Linked DNA regions of Mus musculus: region 2 is linked to region 1. Evidence: chromatin loops called from intact Hi-C (ENCODE). Cell type or tissue: left cerebral cortex. All regions are shown on one strand. Each heading gives the region's core, and the rest is flanking DNA. Links, peaks and the distances in the headings are about the cores only.

The links. Hi-C counts contacts between places; a loop is a spot of excess contacts. Peaks named below come from ENCODE experiments on the same cell type or tissue, not always from the same donor. Only the 100,000 strongest peaks of a DNase experiment are listed, where the experiment ranks them.
Region 2: a loop joins it to region 1, with 2.9 times the contacts of the local background. A loop is called at or near these places in 2 of 42 quality-filtered maps.

Annotation. Positions count from the first base shown.
Region 1 is chr7:72,538,185-72,546,515 of GRCm38, forward strand. No RefSeq gene overlaps it. Among named protein-coding and RNA genes, the nearest start is that of Gm39035, 240 kb to the left of the region's middle. In left cerebral cortex, for the core only: a CTCF peak has its summit at 3,883; DNase peaks (open chromatin) are centred at 3,611, 3,906 and 5,935; H3K4me3 peaks cover 467 bases.
Region 2 is chr7:73,372,322-73,380,652 of GRCm38, forward strand. Rgma (repulsive guidance molecule family member A) reads left to right here and starts at 3,199. Exons shown (of 4, transcript NM_177740.5): 1 at 3,199-3,567. The coding sequence starts at 3,554. A730056A06Rik (RIKEN cDNA A730056A06 gene) reads right to left here and starts at 3,453. Exons shown (of 2, transcript NR_040325.1): 1 at 3,196-3,453. In left cerebral cortex, for the core only: CTCF peaks have their summits at 160 (motif pointing right) and 4,455 (motif pointing left); DNase peaks (open chromatin) are centred at 207, 2,629, 3,050, 3,239 and 4 more places; H3K4me3 peaks cover 3,989 bases; H3K27ac peaks cover 3,891 bases.

The sequences.
Region 1 (8,331 bases), core at 67-8,066:
TTACAGAGAGCCATTATTGATAACTGATGGAAAAGTCATTACTTTTATTTTTAACAATTATTTTTAACATTTCACTGCAATCTATCCAGAAGTTAGCAAAACTGCCTAGAGATTAAGTCTCATCCACCATCTCCCTTTATAAAGAAAGTTTCATTGTCATGACCACATGCATTTGTGAAGGGGCTGATATCTGTCAGGGAATAGCTTTACAGACGCAATCTTACTTAGTCAGTCTAACGTTGTGATTAATTGGATGGACGAGCCACAGCACTGGGGTTAATTGAGGCCCAATTCTACGTTGCAAGAACAGCTGTGTGGAAATGATGTAACCATTCTGGACTGATTCCCTACTTGTATAATGATGCCATATGCCTTAACAGTTGCTCTTCAGCAACCTTAAAAGAATTCAAGGAACTAGAGGCAGGACGGTCAGTCCTACTCTTCTACAGTTGTGTCCTCTCCAGGGTTAGTGGGTCAGAAGTCATTCAAGGACCGGCACAGACACCAAAAGACTAAACTGCTCACCTAAGTTTACTAAGTCCAGTACCTCGTATCCAACCCAAGATTCTCTGATGTTAGAATACATGCCATTTCCAAATGTAAATCAACAAGCACGTAGCAGGGGCTCAGCTCTGTCTCCAGCTGATTGAAAACTGAAATTTTCATATAAACATGGAGAATAGGATAGAGAGGTTTGCATGATACTAGAGAGTTTGAGATTTGTTCTGTGTACATGTACATGTGTGTAATTCAAGAGAGAGGGATTAGTATTGATTTGGAACCCACTATGCAGATATCAACATTTTTTTAGCAGTAAAGAGACAAGGTTTATGGCATAGTGTGGTTAATATTCTCTCTAAAGTCGAGGTGTATGAGGGACTGTATTGGTCATGTGTGTGCAGCTAGGACCCCAAAACCTGATAGAAACAACTTATGGGAAGGTAGATTTATTATATCTTGGCTCATGGTTTCAGTCCATCACAGAAAGGGGGTGTGGAAGAGTGACTGAATCAGCGGCAAGAGAAGTCTGGGGTCATAGGTGTTTGTATCACAGTAACTCCGAATGCAGAGAGGACATGCTAGGGCCTTTACATTCTCTAATGACCCCCTGAAGCCACCTAAGCTCCCTCAGTCTTCACACATAAATGAAGCTCATGCATGCTACTCATGGTGTTCTGGTTTTGATGTTGCCAAGAACATCAACTTGTAAGGGAAACCATGTCATCCCAGTTTCCTTATGCCGAAACCTGCTCACATTGAGGCCCGGGTGAGATTTTCTAAACCTAAATAACTTGCTTCCTCTCCACTCTCCTCCACCCCAGCATACAATGCATACTGGCTGCCCTGGCCTATATTACTCATGTGCATACAGCCAAGGATACACAGATGTTCTTCATAGTGAAGTCCTATCTTCCTAGTCATACAGCTCCTGGAGGTTCATGGGTTTTGATGTTCTTTCCCTGTTACATTGCATCAATGGCAAAGTACTTAGAGAACCCAGAATATATCCCATTGCTTTTAGCCAAATCTGTAGCTCATGAGAGATGTCTTCCTTACAAGGATCATTGCAGACCATCATTGCTAGGCCTTCCATTCCTCCCTGTCACGATTGCTTGCCTCACTTACCATGACTGACTTTTTGCTTTGGACAGACCCTTTGCCATTCACATCACTGACTGTATCTACAGAGCCTAAAATGCTATCTGCTTAATAGGAGAGGCTAAGGGTTTGTTGATGACTAAACAAAAGCATGTGAAGAAACAAATATAGCAATGTGTCTGCTTCTCTGCTTTTCTTTTCTTTTCTTTCTTTCTTTCTTTTTTTTTTTTTTTTTTTTTTTTTTTTTTTTTTTTTTGTCTATGATTTGATACAAAAGCCTTTCCCCACCTGTCTCCCTTGGAAACTCTGATCCATGCAGTAACTCTGATTCATGCATTATGGTCTGTCTTAATCAGCAAGTCTGATGTAATGCCTCCCTTGGTTGTGTAAGTGAGGAAAAGATGCTGTACCTCTGTTGTCCTTGTGACTTGGGCTTTCAATGACTGCAACATGTGTAAGCATTTAAAAAGAAAATGTTCCACACACACATATTCTCAGAGCTTCAGCCTGGAGACAGGTTTTGATGGGTCTGGCTAGAGATTTGTCTGTGAATTTGTAGGGCTTTTGGTAGATGGCTGATGGGGTGACCCAGGTACCCTCCTCCCTCTAGAAGTTTGCACAGAGCCTCTGAGATGGCCGACCAGGCAGGAGGGATGACTGAAAAGGATATCTTCAAACAGATGCCCTGGCATAAGACACAATCGACTAGCCAAGTTGTTTGTCAGCCTTGGCCTCAATGACTTCTGCTTTTCTGCAAAAGGGTCCTGGAGGGGGAGAGGTATTAATTTCAGTGTATGTTAATGTTTGGTATAAAGAAAATTGTGGAAACTTACATCTTAAATTAGCCCAGCCATCCAGCTTGAGACAAAGTGCCAATCCTATCCACTAGACTATTGTATCTCCCCCTCCCCCCAAGTTCTAAATAAGTCATAAGAAGCCTGTAGATCATAAAAGAAACCTCACTGCAAAACAACTCATTCTCCCTCTCTCTCCCTCCCTCTCTCTCTCTCTCTCTCTCTCTCCCTCCAAGTCAGGAGGTCTTTAATTTTAATTTCCTGTCACATGTGGAAGGTACACTGAGTAACTGGGAAAAAGAGTTTGGATGAGCAAAGCCCCAGCTGAGCTAGTGGATAGAGGTTTGTGGGGAGTTGAGAAAATAGGAGGTAGTTAGTAAGGTGGGAAAATAAATTGATAAGCACACACACACACACACACACACACACACACACTACAAGCCCCCTTGATTGTTAAGATTAATTCTGATCAAATATATGAACCCCAAACTATTAAATTTTTTGCAATTCTTGGGTCTCAGCTATAATTGGAGTTGAATGTTCTGGGGAGATGTTTAACCGTTGTGTGGCTCCTAAAGAGAATCCTTAGACAGCCCTCCGCCTACACACAGAGACATACAGGCAAACCCACTCCCCCAATTCCTGTTTTCATATATAGTATCTTCATTTCTTACCTTCCCTAAAACAGTGTCATATTTTCTTGTGTCAGGGAATAAATGCGGGACACTGGATATTTCCATGCAAAAATACAAACCACGAGGATATAGTCCCCAAACTCTCACTTTTCACTTTGCATCCACAGACAGGAATGGCCACCATGCACTCTTTAAGCTGTGACAGCACATGATCGGGGACAATTGGCCAAATAGTGAATATTAGGGGAATTCTAAAGCCCCAGTGATAGACAAGTTGCCATCCACCTACAAAGGGTAAAAGAAGACATCCTGAGCAGACAGGGTAGGGAAAGCATCCCATGTTTTCTCTTGCTTTCTGTTCCCTGGGAGAGTCCTTGTGAGCACAAAGCCACGAAAACAATAGGCCCAGCTGCAAGGGCAGTAAGGCAATTTATTAGGGAGATGACATTTTTAATGAGAACCACTTGTGGGAGGAGAACAAAGGGCCTGTTTGGTCAGAAGGATGCTCTCCAGTCTCCTCTGAAGTGCATGAAAAAGTAATTTTGTTTTTTCCGCGTCATACTGCAAGCCGTGGAATTTCCTCACACCCCAGATGTTGTCCAGCACAGATGCTGAACAAATGGAGCAACCATCCCACGAGTATTTCAAAAAGGAAAAAAGAAAAAGAAAAAAAAAAGGTAGCTCAGGGGATTTTTATGAGTTTTGTGGCCAAGAAAATCATTAGCAAATAATGAGCTTAGGAAAGAAGGCTGCGGTTAGCAAGATGTGGCCGGACACACAAAACTGTTCACTGCCATCCGAAAGCAAACGGGGAGCTCCGTCTTCAGTAGAGAAAAATAGAAACCTGTGGGTGGAGCTGCGGTATCTGCTTCCTAGTGGGTCTGCTGAAATCAAGTCTTCTGAATATTGTTTTGGCTGGATTCTAAAAATGATTAAACACAGTATGTTTACTCTTTAAAATGTGAAAATCAGAGATTATTCACTGGTACTATTACTTCACACGCCTCCAGAAAAAGAGTAGTTCCAATGTTCTAGCCTCTTTCCTCTGAGAGCGATACTCAGTGTACGCTCAGTCAGCTCTGAACCTCCTCCCTCTCCCTCCCCCTCCCCTTCCCCCTCCCTCTCTCTCTCTCCCTGTCCCTCTCCCTCTTGTTGTCTGTCTCTGTCTCTCACCCTCTCTGTCCCTATGTCTATTTCTGTCTGTCTGCTTGTCTCTGTCCCTCTCTGTCTCTTTCCTTCCCTCTGTCTGTCTCTCTGTCTTTGTTTGCCTCTCTGTCTCTCTCTCCCCCTCTCTCCCTCTCTATGTCTTTGTCTCTATGTCTCTTTCTCTCTCTCCTTCTGTCTCTCCCTCTCTCTGTGTCTGTCTCTTTCTCTCTGTCCATCTTTCTCTCTCTGCCTCTCTGTCTCTATCTCTTTCTCTTCCTCTGTCTGTCTCTCTGTCTCTCACTCCCTCTCTCTTCATCTCTCTGGTCTCAGTCTTTCTCTCTTTCCCTCTTAGTCTCTGTTTCTTCCTGTCTATCTCTCCCTCTGTCTCTCTCCCTCTCTCTGTCTCTTTCTCCCCCTCTGTCTATCTCACTGTCTCTGTTTGTCTCTGTCTCTCTCCTTCTTTCTCCCTGTCTCTCTCTCTGTATCTCTCTCTACCTGTGTCTATCTCTGTTTCTCTCCCTTTCTCTCTCTCTCTCTCTCTCTCTCTCTCTCTCTCTCTCTCTCTCTGAAAGTGAATGTAGGGAATGCAGTATAGATGGAGATGGAAGGAAGAAAGTTCAGCCCAGTTTCTTCTTGGACCAGACATCAGGGGCTGCTCTGTGTCCTAGGAAGCAACAGAGGAATTTGCATGGGCTTTCTAAGTCAGTTTCCTTTCCCTACTCAGGCAGAAGCTTGCCTATGTGTCTTAGGAAGGCCCTGTTGCACCATGTTTCAGGTCAGAATTCAAGAACTAATGGTGTTTGAAAAATCAAAGCAAAAGCAAGCCTCTGATCCGAGTTTCAGAATCTCACAGGGGCACCATCAGCTGCAAAGGCTCCTGGCATGCAGGACCACCAAAGATATAGTACACAGGATGCAGAGCAGCTACAGGAAAGATCATGGGAGAATCCAAAAGGAAGATGCTACTATCCATGAGCTAAGTGGACAGGAATCCTCTAAAGTCTTGCCAGGCTTCCAAGGAACAGGACTCACCAGCAACATTGTCAGTATCATCTCAGCTCTACCTTTATCAGCACTCACCAAACCAGTCAGTAGTGGCAGCTCAGAATAACCTGGGAGACTTCTTAATCCCCAAAGCATATTAAGGCATGAGACCCTCAAAGCTCACAAAGATTAAGTAAAATTGTCCCAGGTCACGCAGCAGATCATGGTGAGGAAGGTTCCCAGGGCCCTGTCAGCAGCCATCTTGGTCCGTCCCACTCGGTAATTGGTCCTTGCATAAATTTATGGGCCATGCTGGCATCTGTTGGGCTCAGCAAAGCAGATCTATAAACTACCATAAACAGACATGCAAGCCATATTTTTAACCTCACCAGAGGATTGTACCAAAGAACGGTTCCATCTAGCTGGGGAAATGGTTTTAAATAAACATTTCAAAGGAAGTAAATCATCTTGAGAGATATGTCAAACAGATGGGAGATAAACAAAGTCAATGAAATTGAATCCATATATGAATGAACCCAGCAGTGGAGATGTGTAGAGGGGTAATTGGTCTAGGATTGAGAGCAAAGAGGAGATAGTAGGCCAAGGCTGAAGATCTTCCCTCTCCTCTCCAGGACCCATTTTCACCGCTGTTTGCTGATGCTGTCTCCTTACATTGGCTCAGCCACACTCAGAAGATGACAAGGTTCAGGAGCAATTAACACTTTTCACAGATCCTTGCTGCCTTCCTCAGGAGAGGGAGCATCTGAGTTGTCCCTGGCAGCTGCTGCCTCTCACAAGCAAATAACCTCTCAGCTTGGCGGTGAGCCAACCAAGGGTGATCACACGGTGAAGAACAAAGGGCAGTCAGGGATGTTTATCTTAAAAATTCCAAGTCCTGATGAGAGTAAGGGTTTTTGAATAGAGGAAATAAACTACGAATTAAAATTTCATTAGTTTCCTACACAAGCCCCTTTCCCAGAAGCTATGTCCAATTGATCACTGCTCACATAGGAAAAGTTAAGTTTGCTCCAATGGTGTCTCATTGGGAATCAAGCCACTCTTTTTATTATTACTATTATTATTATTATTATTATTATTATTATTATTATTATTATGTATTTTCCTCAATGACATTTCCAATGCTATCCCAAAAGTCCCCCATACCCTCCCCCCCACTTCCCTACCCACCCATTCTCAAGCCACTCTTAAGGGTTTTCTTAAGGGTACATCCCATGCCCAGTGGAAGATGTTCAACTCCATAAAACTCAATCGTATTTTTGGAGGGTTTCTTTATTTCTTTTTTTTTCTCCTTTTCTTTTCTTTTTGTTTTTGTTTGTTTGTTTGTTTGTTTTCTTTTTGGAGATCTTTCACATACATATCATGGCTTCTATTTTGCTTTTATAGGTTTCACATGTACAAAGGCACGTGCCGCAAAGTCTGCATGTGTTCCCTGTGCTTTATCGTTGGGTCTTTTTTCCTATTTGGTTTGTCCTGTCTGGTTTATTTATTTTTCTTTTATCTTATTTCATCATTATTATTTTAGATGCCTGTTTGTATTCTAATGAGAGAGAGAAAGGAAATCTGTGGATTAGGGTGGGTAGGGAAGTCGGAAGGATCTGGGAGGAGATGGGGGAGGGAAAACATAATGAAATATTATATGAAAAAATAAATATTTCCAACAAAAAGTTCTGGAATGTACGTACAGAAAAAAGCATTTTGTTAGTCTTCATGTACCTAGTGCTTGTGAATTGGGACAATAGGCTAATTTCTCTAGAAGCAAAATTCCGAAGGATAACTTCAAACTGGAAAAATAATCTCTAATATTAATATTAATTTCTACCATGTACTGAAACTCTTCCTTGCATCAAATGCTATACTATGTGCTCTTAGCATACTATTCTTATTCTTATCTTTTAGAATTATATATATATAATGCATATGCATATGGGTACAAAAGCCATTTCTGTAGGGGGTGCCTTTGGCGACTAGAAGATGATGTCAGATCTTTTGGACCCTGGGAAACTATACTGACAGGTGACTGTGACTGCCCAACACAAATGCTTCCAAACTCCATCCTTTAAAAGAGAAGCATTCTTTATTGCTGAATCATCTCTCCAAGCCCCACCCCCTTTTTTTGTAGTTCTTGTTGACAATCCTACTAAGTAGCTGTTATTTTTTCCACTAACCACATTGAGAAAGCCAGTCTCAGGGTACACAGTATTTGTACAAGTTTTTATCCAGGTGTTCGGAAATGGAATCTCAACCAGGTCTGTCTGAACCCAAAAGTAAATGAAGTAACAAACCGAAGAAGACCCTTTACTTAATTTCATAATAAACCAAAAATTATTACAATAAGATGAGATATAAGAAAACCTGAACAGGAAAGGTCAAGCCAATAAACTTGGGGATGTATTAAGAAGATAAGCTTTAAGTAACAGAACTCGAAATCTCTAAAATATCTCAAAGAATTGAAGTCAGCTCCTAGGACTGAGATGTGGTCCATTCTTCAAAGGTCGTAGATGAAGAGACACAACAGCATCTCCATCATTTCAATCATGCATGCCCACAACATGCTCACTCTTTTTTTTCTGACCAGTTTTCCCACAGGAATGACCAACAACCTGCACATTTTCTCCGTTCATGATTCAAACAGCCATTCCAGGGGGATAAAAATCACAACTTCACAATTAAAATGGCCCAGAAGAAAATTTCACTGGCTTTGTTTGAATTACAACAACTCACTGTTCCATTCCAATTTGTTTCAAACATTGAACAGACCAGCCATCGAACAGGCTTTCTTCTGTGCTGGCCAGGTACAGCAGTCTCTCACACTGTAGACCCTTTGCTTTGACATTGAACTAGTCTCTGCATTCTAATGAGCCCAAGTTAAGGACTGGGATTCAGATTTAAACAGTATAGTTTATAGCTCTTAGCAGCTCAATCACAGTCATTCTCTTAACTGTGCTGAGGTATGGCTTGCTTCTCTGTAAAGTGATGGGTCATCACAATTGAATCAGTGTTCAGACGAGTCAATAACATCGAATTCAGTGTGTTTGTTCACCAAATGCTGCTTGATGTCTTAAATTGAAGCACTGTCAACCAACTTCTAGGGTGAGCAAGGTAGGGGATACTCTCCCCATTTAACAGAGGTTGAGACTGAGACTGAAGAATTT
Region 2 (8,331 bases), core at 93-8,092, 830 kb after region 1:
AAGCGGGGGTATTCCAACCCGGAAGAGACAGCCCCGCCATGTGCCTGTTTTGTCAATCAGGCAAGAAGGAATCTTTCCTCGACTCATCTTGAATTCACTTCCTGAGGTTGCCTTCTCCCCCAGCAGGTGCCACCACTCATTTGAAACAGACAGAAACAGCAAATTGCTCCACACCCCGGGAGCTCCGCCAGCTTTCCCGCCCGCGGGCGTGGTGCTCGGAGGAGAGCCGCCTCCCGGTTGCGCCAACGCAGGACACTTCTCGCCAGCCCTTGACTCTTCTCGCACCTAACCGCTGCAGCGACTGGCAGCCTGGCGATCGGCCTCGCCGCCGCTGCGAGCAAGAAGATTTTCTTCTCACAAAAAGAAGGAAAGAGTGGCCGGGAAGGAGTAGAAGCTCCAGTTGTCTCTCTATGAAACCAGGTTTTTAACTCACCCTCTACTACTCTACACATCAGAAGAGAAACTGGGGTCGGGTGTGGTGGCACACGCCTTTAATCCTTGCACTCAGGAGGCAGAAGTATGCAAATCTCTGCGTTCGAGACTAGCCTGCTGCATAGAGCAAAATCCAAGACAGCCGGGCTACACAGATAAACTAAAAGGTGGGAGGAGGAGGAAGGGAGGAAGGAGGAAGAAAACCTGCTATAGATATACCTGTGGCTTCCACGTCCTAGTTTGCTACCGCTGTATTTCAAACAAACGAAACGGTCTTAAACTCATTTTAGCCTGCTTCCTGTTCCTAAGGAATTTAGAGTTGAAAGAAAAACAAAAGTTCCGTGGAGTTTTAGATTAGGAATGTTTCTAGATGGTTCTTGAAGCCATGCATGGTTGTTATAGACACACTCAACACACCCCATGGCCTTATTTAAAGTCAGTGCTTATGGGAGTATTTCAGCTGCCTGTGCAGAGAGTTCCGTGACAACTGAGTATGGAACAAGTGGCATTAATAGTCCTTGTCTTCACCCCCCCATGCTCATCAAGGTAAATCACTCTGGCTTCCGCCACTGACCCAAGGTTGAGCTGAGATCAATCCCTCTTGGTCTAGGAAGTGGACTGTTTATACCCCAAAATGAGGGAAAAAAACCTATCAGCTACTTTCTAACAATGGCTTTTGAATTGTGAAATGTTGGTCATGTCCAAAGAGCATTTTAAAAACCCAGGGGGTGGAGGGAGGTCGGCCATGGCAGCTGCCATCTTCCAGTAACTCGCCAAAATGGCGAACACAAAGGGAAAGAGGAGAGTCACTGGGTACATGTTCTCTAGGCCTTTTAGGAAACATGGAGTTGTTCCTTTGGCCACATACATGCAAATCTACAAGAAGGGTGATATTGTAGACATCAAGGGAATGTGCACTGATCAAAAAGAAATGCCCCATAAGTGTTACCACAGCAAACCCAGGAGAGTCTACAATGTCACTAGCATGCCATGGGCATAATTGTAAACAAGCAAGTTAAGGGCAAGATGTTGGCCGAGAGGATCAATGTGCGGATTGAGCACATCAAGCACTCAAAGAGCAGAGACAACTCCTGAAGCGGGTGAAGGAGAACGATCAGAAGAAAACGGAAGCTAAGGAGAAGGGCACCTGGGCTCAGCTGAAGGGCCAGCCTGTGCCATCCAGAGAAGCACTCTTTGTGAGGACTACGGAAAAGAGCCGGAGATTTTGGAGCCCATTGCATGTAGATTCGTGGCCTAATGTACAAAAAGGAAATAAACGACTAAGACTGCAAAGTGTTAAAACAAAACAAAACAAAACAACCAAAACCCAAGGGGGAGGAGGAAGAAAATGACCCAAGTGATAACAATTATTGTGCCTCTGCTATACACCAGGCTCTCCTGGGTGCTGAGGATGGCATGATGACCCCAAGGTGGTTCCTGATCTCTTGAGTATGATGAGAAGGCCACAAATAAAGGTATAATTACAGATTGATGTCAGAGCTAGGGAAAACAACACCTGGGATTTGAGAATTGGGGACAGGGTTGGAGGAGTGTCCCCAAGCAGAGGATGATAGAGTACAAAAAGGAAATGTAAACACACACACACACTTTCTTGTACAACTCCCTTATTTATAGACAAGGAAACTGAGGCTCAGCAGACCTAAAAGATTTGTCCAAGGTCGAGGCTAATTTTAGAAACGGGGCCAACTGCAAGGCCCAATCCCTTCCTGCTAAAAGCACATGGAGTTTATTTATAGCTCAGTTATAGACTAGTCTAATTCATTTGGCCAATAAACGCAGAACATTGAGTTCAAAACCACATCCCTTAAGACCACAGCATAAATAACGACGAGGGTCTTAATACGGACGATACCTTTTCATTAAATACAGAGTTCTCATCCTATCAAAATTCCAGCGCTTGGTTCAGATTAAGAGAAGATCGGGTCGTAACCCCTGTATAAAATATCCTGGCAGCGCTAACTGTTCAGTGATAATTTGAGTGTGAGCTGTGTGTCCCGGCTGACTTCACACCCCAGCTAGGGTTTCAGACCTATACGTGGTGTTGGGGTGAGACCCTGGAGATGAGCTGCTGGCGGCTGGCTGTGCTCTCCACTGTGTGCGTGAGCTGCATGAAGAATCCTTTTGAGAAGCCCGGAGTTTCCTCTGGCAATCTATGCGAGAAGGGTGCGGGGCGGGGGAGGAAGACGCTGTGACCGGAGGTTACCTCTGAGCTGGACTGCAGAGGGAGGGGTGGGGGAGTACAAGACAGTCTGTTTACTCCAGACTGCGTGTATTCGCGCACTGTGCATGCAATATACATATTATTTATTTTTTCCAATAAGATTCTAAATAGGAGTAAAATCCCTATAGAACAAAGGTGACTTTCGGCAGATGTCAATATTTATCCACGATTGGAAACCTCTAACCACCGTAGGCTCCCAGGTTGAAAACGTGGACTCCAAGCCACCTGGCTCAGGGTTAAGAAAGTTGGATGCGTTAGCGGAAGGGAGGGTCGCTGCACTTGCTGCTCGAACCCTGGGATCGCGAGCCCGCAGGGAGAGTGTGCGCTTTCTGCAGGCTCACCCCCTACGTCCTCACACACCCACTAGCGCGGATCAGCAAGGGTGGGACCGCGGCGGGGCGGGGCCTTTGGAGCCCAGACCCCACCCCTCCCCCTCCCTCTGCTCCGCTCCGCCCGCGCTCGCCCCCCCGCCCGCTCCCGGGGTGCCCGGCCCGCCCCCTCCCTGCCGCGCGCAAACGAACCTCGCGACGCCGCGCTCAGCGGTGGCGGTGGCGGCGACAGGCCGGGCGAGGCAGCAGGTTAGCCCGGGCCGCCCTACTCTGCAGGCGTCTCGGAACTGCAAGCTACGCCGCCCGAGCCCTGCGCCCGGGAAGCACTGGCCAGCCGGCCGCTCCTGAGGCTCGCTCCTCCAGGCGCTCGCAGGCATGCAGCCGGGGAGCAGGCGGAGCGCCCCGGGTCGCTACTGAGTCCGCTGAGCTGCGGGGACCAGCGCCAGCCGGGCCCCTCCCACCTCACCCAGGGGCCCACGAGCGACCGCCCTACACCTAGTCTTCGCGCGCAGCCCCGCCAGCGCCAACCCCCCGCGGGCTGGAGGGGCTCATGCAGCCGCCAAGGTAAGCGCGGACAGCGGGGGCACGGGGTCCTGAGGTCCCCAAGGCGCTGCGGACACTTGCGCTCCGCCGCCTCACTGATTAGTGGCTCCCCCAACCCGGTGTCTCATCTCACACACTTAGGGTTTTGCCTCGGATGACTCGCCTTCGCACTTGGCAGCAGGAAAGTTTTGTGGTTTGGTGTTTTTTCTTTTCCCCCAGCCCCCTAAGATGCTGCCATGAGGGCAGTAGGCGCTGCGCGTGGCTGGGCAGACCCGGCGCCTGTCCCACCCACTGTGTACCGCCTGGAGCTCTCTCTCCTGCGCGGCCACCTCTTCCGGAGGCGAGAGCCCCCCTGACCCACAGAGCTCTTGACAGATCTGATCACCCCGCTGACCCACGGTGAAACCGGATTCTCTCACTTAACCCAGGCCCGGGTTGCAGAAGCTGGAAATGAACGCACCTGCCCCGGGGCCGTCGGCATTGTACATTGTACAGTGTGAGTGACCCTTGCTTAGGAGCGTCCGGTGTGCTAGACTTGGGGTGGTGGCTAAGGGGCAAGGGTCCCAAAAGGTCCGACGTTCCTAAGAGGAAGGCAAGGCACCACGAGGACTCAGCGCCTGACTTGAGCCATGGCTCATCCCTGAGTGTTAACTAGGGGTAGAGGGACAGGTGTATTGGGGGACCGGTGCAAATATGAATGACACTTGGATGCAACTCTTGATTGCATCTTACTAGAGTAGTTGCATTAGATTTTCTCGACGAGGGAGTCAGTTTCCTGAGACTGGAACTTTAATGGGAGCCTGTGTGCTGTTATTATGTGGTGTGGTTTCGGAAGGCGTTGGATTGTATTTATTTTATAAATTGGGTGTCTTGAAGCGGATGGATTAGGGGAAATATCGCCATCTAGCGGAAATGGTGATCTGTACCTTCCTCACAAGCCATGAAGTTGGGCGTTCTCAAAGTTCCCCTATATGAGGAGATGGAGAGATGGGAACTAGCCAACGTGTCCAGAAAGACTGTTTCTCTAGTGCTCAGGCCATCCTGTAAGCGGGGCTTGAGCACCCGCTGCCCGGAGCTTAGCTCTCAGGACCGAATGACGAATTGTATTAGTGGCAGGATATCACCTCCAGGACTGCCATTCCCTTCTGTGTAGTTTTGGGTTCTTCTAGCAAAAATAAAGTAAACGGTCACCTGCCTTTGTCCCTAGGCATCTGGTCCAGGGATCTGGCAAGCCTGTCACGGTCACTTTACTACTCTCTAGTTCATCTGTACCTATATAGTGATTTGTGAAGTTAATGTTAAGCCCTGACTCTTAGAAAAGAGATTAGATGCTAAAGTGTGCTCTTAGGGTAACTGAAGAACGGGAAAGAGCGTCATGCCATCTCCACTGAAAGGGAACAGTGTACCCCCAAATGGCCTCTTGGTTTTTTTGTTTGTTTGTTTGGTTGGTTTTGTTTTGTTTTTTGTTTTTTGTTTTTTTCACACACACAAGGGGAAGAATTTCTGCTGTTCAGGCAGGCCTACTTCCCGGAATGACTGACAGGCAGGATGGCAGCAGTTGGACAAAGGCTCTGGGTGGGGCACCCACGCATCCCGGCGGGCAGGCTGCACGTTCTTTAATGGCTGGATTTGCTGCCACCTTCCAGGCCTGCGGATACTAGCAGGGAATGAGTTCTCTGTGTGAAGGGCGCTCCGGCTCCTTGGAGGGCATCCTGGCTTTCTGCCTGTGATAAAGCGCTTTCTCCGAGAGGCTCCTCTGGGCTTCAGTGGTAGTAAGCAGGGATCCGGCCTCTTTCTTTGCTCTTTTCTCGTAGGTCTTATGTGTCCCAGGCTGTTATTTACTTGTCTATGGAGCCAAAAATGACCTTGAACTTCTGATTCTCCTATCTCATCTAATACATGCATTGTTGGGAATCAAACCCAAGGCTTTTTGGGTGCCGGGCAAGCACTTTAGCAGCTGGGCCACATTCCAAGTTCCAAATCTCCTTTTTTCCCCCAAAACTCTGCCCCTTCATTTCCTTCGCAGATAAAGGCTGGCGCTATCTATCACTCCTAATACACGTGTGGCTCATCTGTCCATCCTACCCCTGCTGTCCTGTCTTGGCTCTGTCTCTCCACTCTCACATATTTGTTTAATAACATGACAGAAGGGTTCCTAGACCAGCTTGGAATCTTATAAAGGGAGCATATCTGACTTTCATTGCTGCCTGCCCGGGATGTAGGTGGATACAGAAGGAAATGCGGCATGGAGGTTCCTACTGAATGTGATTCCTGAGCCTGCTCTACAGCAGTCTTCGGCAGCCCAGGTTCAAAATTAAAGAAGTGGAAACTGCGCATCCCTGACACCAGGACAGGGCATGATGAAGCCAGGATGCTCACTGCTACCAGGAAGCAGGCTGGCATTTTCATTTCCTGGGAAGAAAGGATTCCAGAGATGTGTAGGGGCGTGGCCATAGTGCTGAGTCTAAAGCCCGTGGGTCTCAACCCCCTTGGGGATTGAATGACCTTTCCACAGGGGTCACATATCAGATATCCTGCATGTTACATATTTACATTACAGTTCATAACAGTAGCTAAATTACAGTGATGAAGTAGCAACAAAAATGATTTTATGGTTGGGAGGTCACTGTAGCATATTAAAGGGCCACAGAGTTAGGAAGGTTGGGAACCACGGGTCTAAAGTGCTCTTTTCTGCAACAGCCTTGCTAAATGAATTAGGTTCAAGCACATTTTAAAAACCGTACACGGCTGCAGAATCTCATCCTGCCTTAAAGTGTGCAGGGTAGACAATGAAACAGGTATGTCCCTGAAACCTTCCAAAGTAGGTGTGGGCATGGGTACATCCAAGTGAAACGGCACAGCTGGAGGAGGGTTGTCTGAAAGCATCATAGACTCATTGGAGTATGTTAATTCTACTAAATACTTTAGGACAAAACCCTTTTAAATGGAATTGTTCAGCTTACGTTCGTCTGCTTCTGTTTCTCGGAATCCTTGAGAATGGCTTCGAGTTTCAGACTTTTCATTGTTTACTCATTCAAAAAAACATAACTGAGGTTAGCCTGGTGAGGAGAGTCTCTGGTTCTCCCATCTGTCTGGTTTCCAGCCCAAATAACAGATTCCTTTTTTCTTTACCCCACAGCCTGGTTCTATCCCTTCTCTTAGCAGTAGTTGTAGACAGGGATGAGGAGAAAGTTAAGGTCTGCTTTACCAAGGACACATGCAGAATCAGGCAGACTTCAGGCTCCTTGCTGACAAATGGACATCTTTAAGGAAGACACCTAGTTTCTTGGCTATCCTTTGAGTGGAACATGCTGCACATGGCCTAATCAGGGGTGAGGGACAGGAAGTCTGGTGAGGAATAAAAGTTCATAATGAGGAGGAGGAGGAGGAAGAGGGGCAGTTTTGAGATTTTTGGCAGAAATTGACTATGTAAATGCAAAAGTCTTTAATTTAAAACATTTTAGAGGCACTGCTAATTGATGAGTCTACAAAGGCATGCCCTCTGAATGGGGAATAAAGAGTCGCAAGCACAGTTTATGAAGAGGGTTAACTGAAGAGTTCCCCCACTGGGCTTTTTCTGTGGTTTTCAATTATCTATTTAAGCATTGCTGCCCAGAGGTAGAACTTTCAAAAATCAAAATAGTGTATTAGCTAGGGTTTGAAAATCAGAGGGGAAACACAAGTCCCTGAAAAGAAAAGATTTTAGTAAAACAAGGCTAATTCTTTTAGATTCTGTGTCCTCCGAGGGTCAAAGCAGAGAGCAACAAATTGGAGAGAGAAGCTCTAAAATGTGTCGCCTTGTGTTTCCCTGGAGCATTTTAATAGTCACTATGTTTGTTCATCTTTCAGGATGCTCAGATCTCAAATTCCTCTCAGGAGCTTGCCCTGGCTGACAGGAACAATTTGTCCTGTTACCTGATAGTGCTTTCTGCTCTTATCTGTGTGCACAGAGCTGATCTGCTGCAGTTCTCCATGCAAGTTTCTGTACCATTACCTCCCTCTTAGCATGATGGCCTCACAGAGGACGGATGCAAGCACGCTTTGCTTGCCCATAGGCATATTGAAGAATCTCTTCCTTGATGACTTGTTAGGTGCCACAGGCACACACACACTAAGACTGATGTGGCAGCCTGATAAGCCTTCAATGCTTAACATGCGTTAGCCAAAACTTGAGGCATTCTGTCAAGGGATGCATTTTCCTTGTAAACTTAATATACTGTACTCAGCATTCCATGCTCAGTATGAACTCTTCCCTCCTGAGCACCTGTTTATAAGCCTTGACATCACAATATACAGGTTGCTTTTGCAAAGTCTTGATTCTGTCTGCCAAAGTTTAATAGCGCACTCAGTCTTGCTGGCTAACATTCCCCTGGCAAGGATACTTATGTTAATCTGTTTAAAGGCTGGCTTTCAAGCACCCAGTATGCATTTTCTGCCCTTGATGGTGTCATCCTGAAAAATAGATTGCTTTTACAAAAACATAACCAGGGGACACTTGAAACCACAGGATTTTTTTTTTCCTGGTCATCAGAAGAGCACACAGAAATGCGTAGCTCATTGACAGGACCACAGAAATTATAGGGTTTCTTTGCAGTAATTGGTACCTTGGAGAGAATAATAATTAATATTTGGACATTTGGGTGGGTAATATGTTTTTAATTCTCATTTAACTTAATACCTTGGATAGAAGAAGGTATAGTATAAATAATAAATAGAGTTTTGGAGCAAATGCATTGCTGGGAGGCTGGCTCACCCACAGCTACTATGAGATTCATGGTGACATCT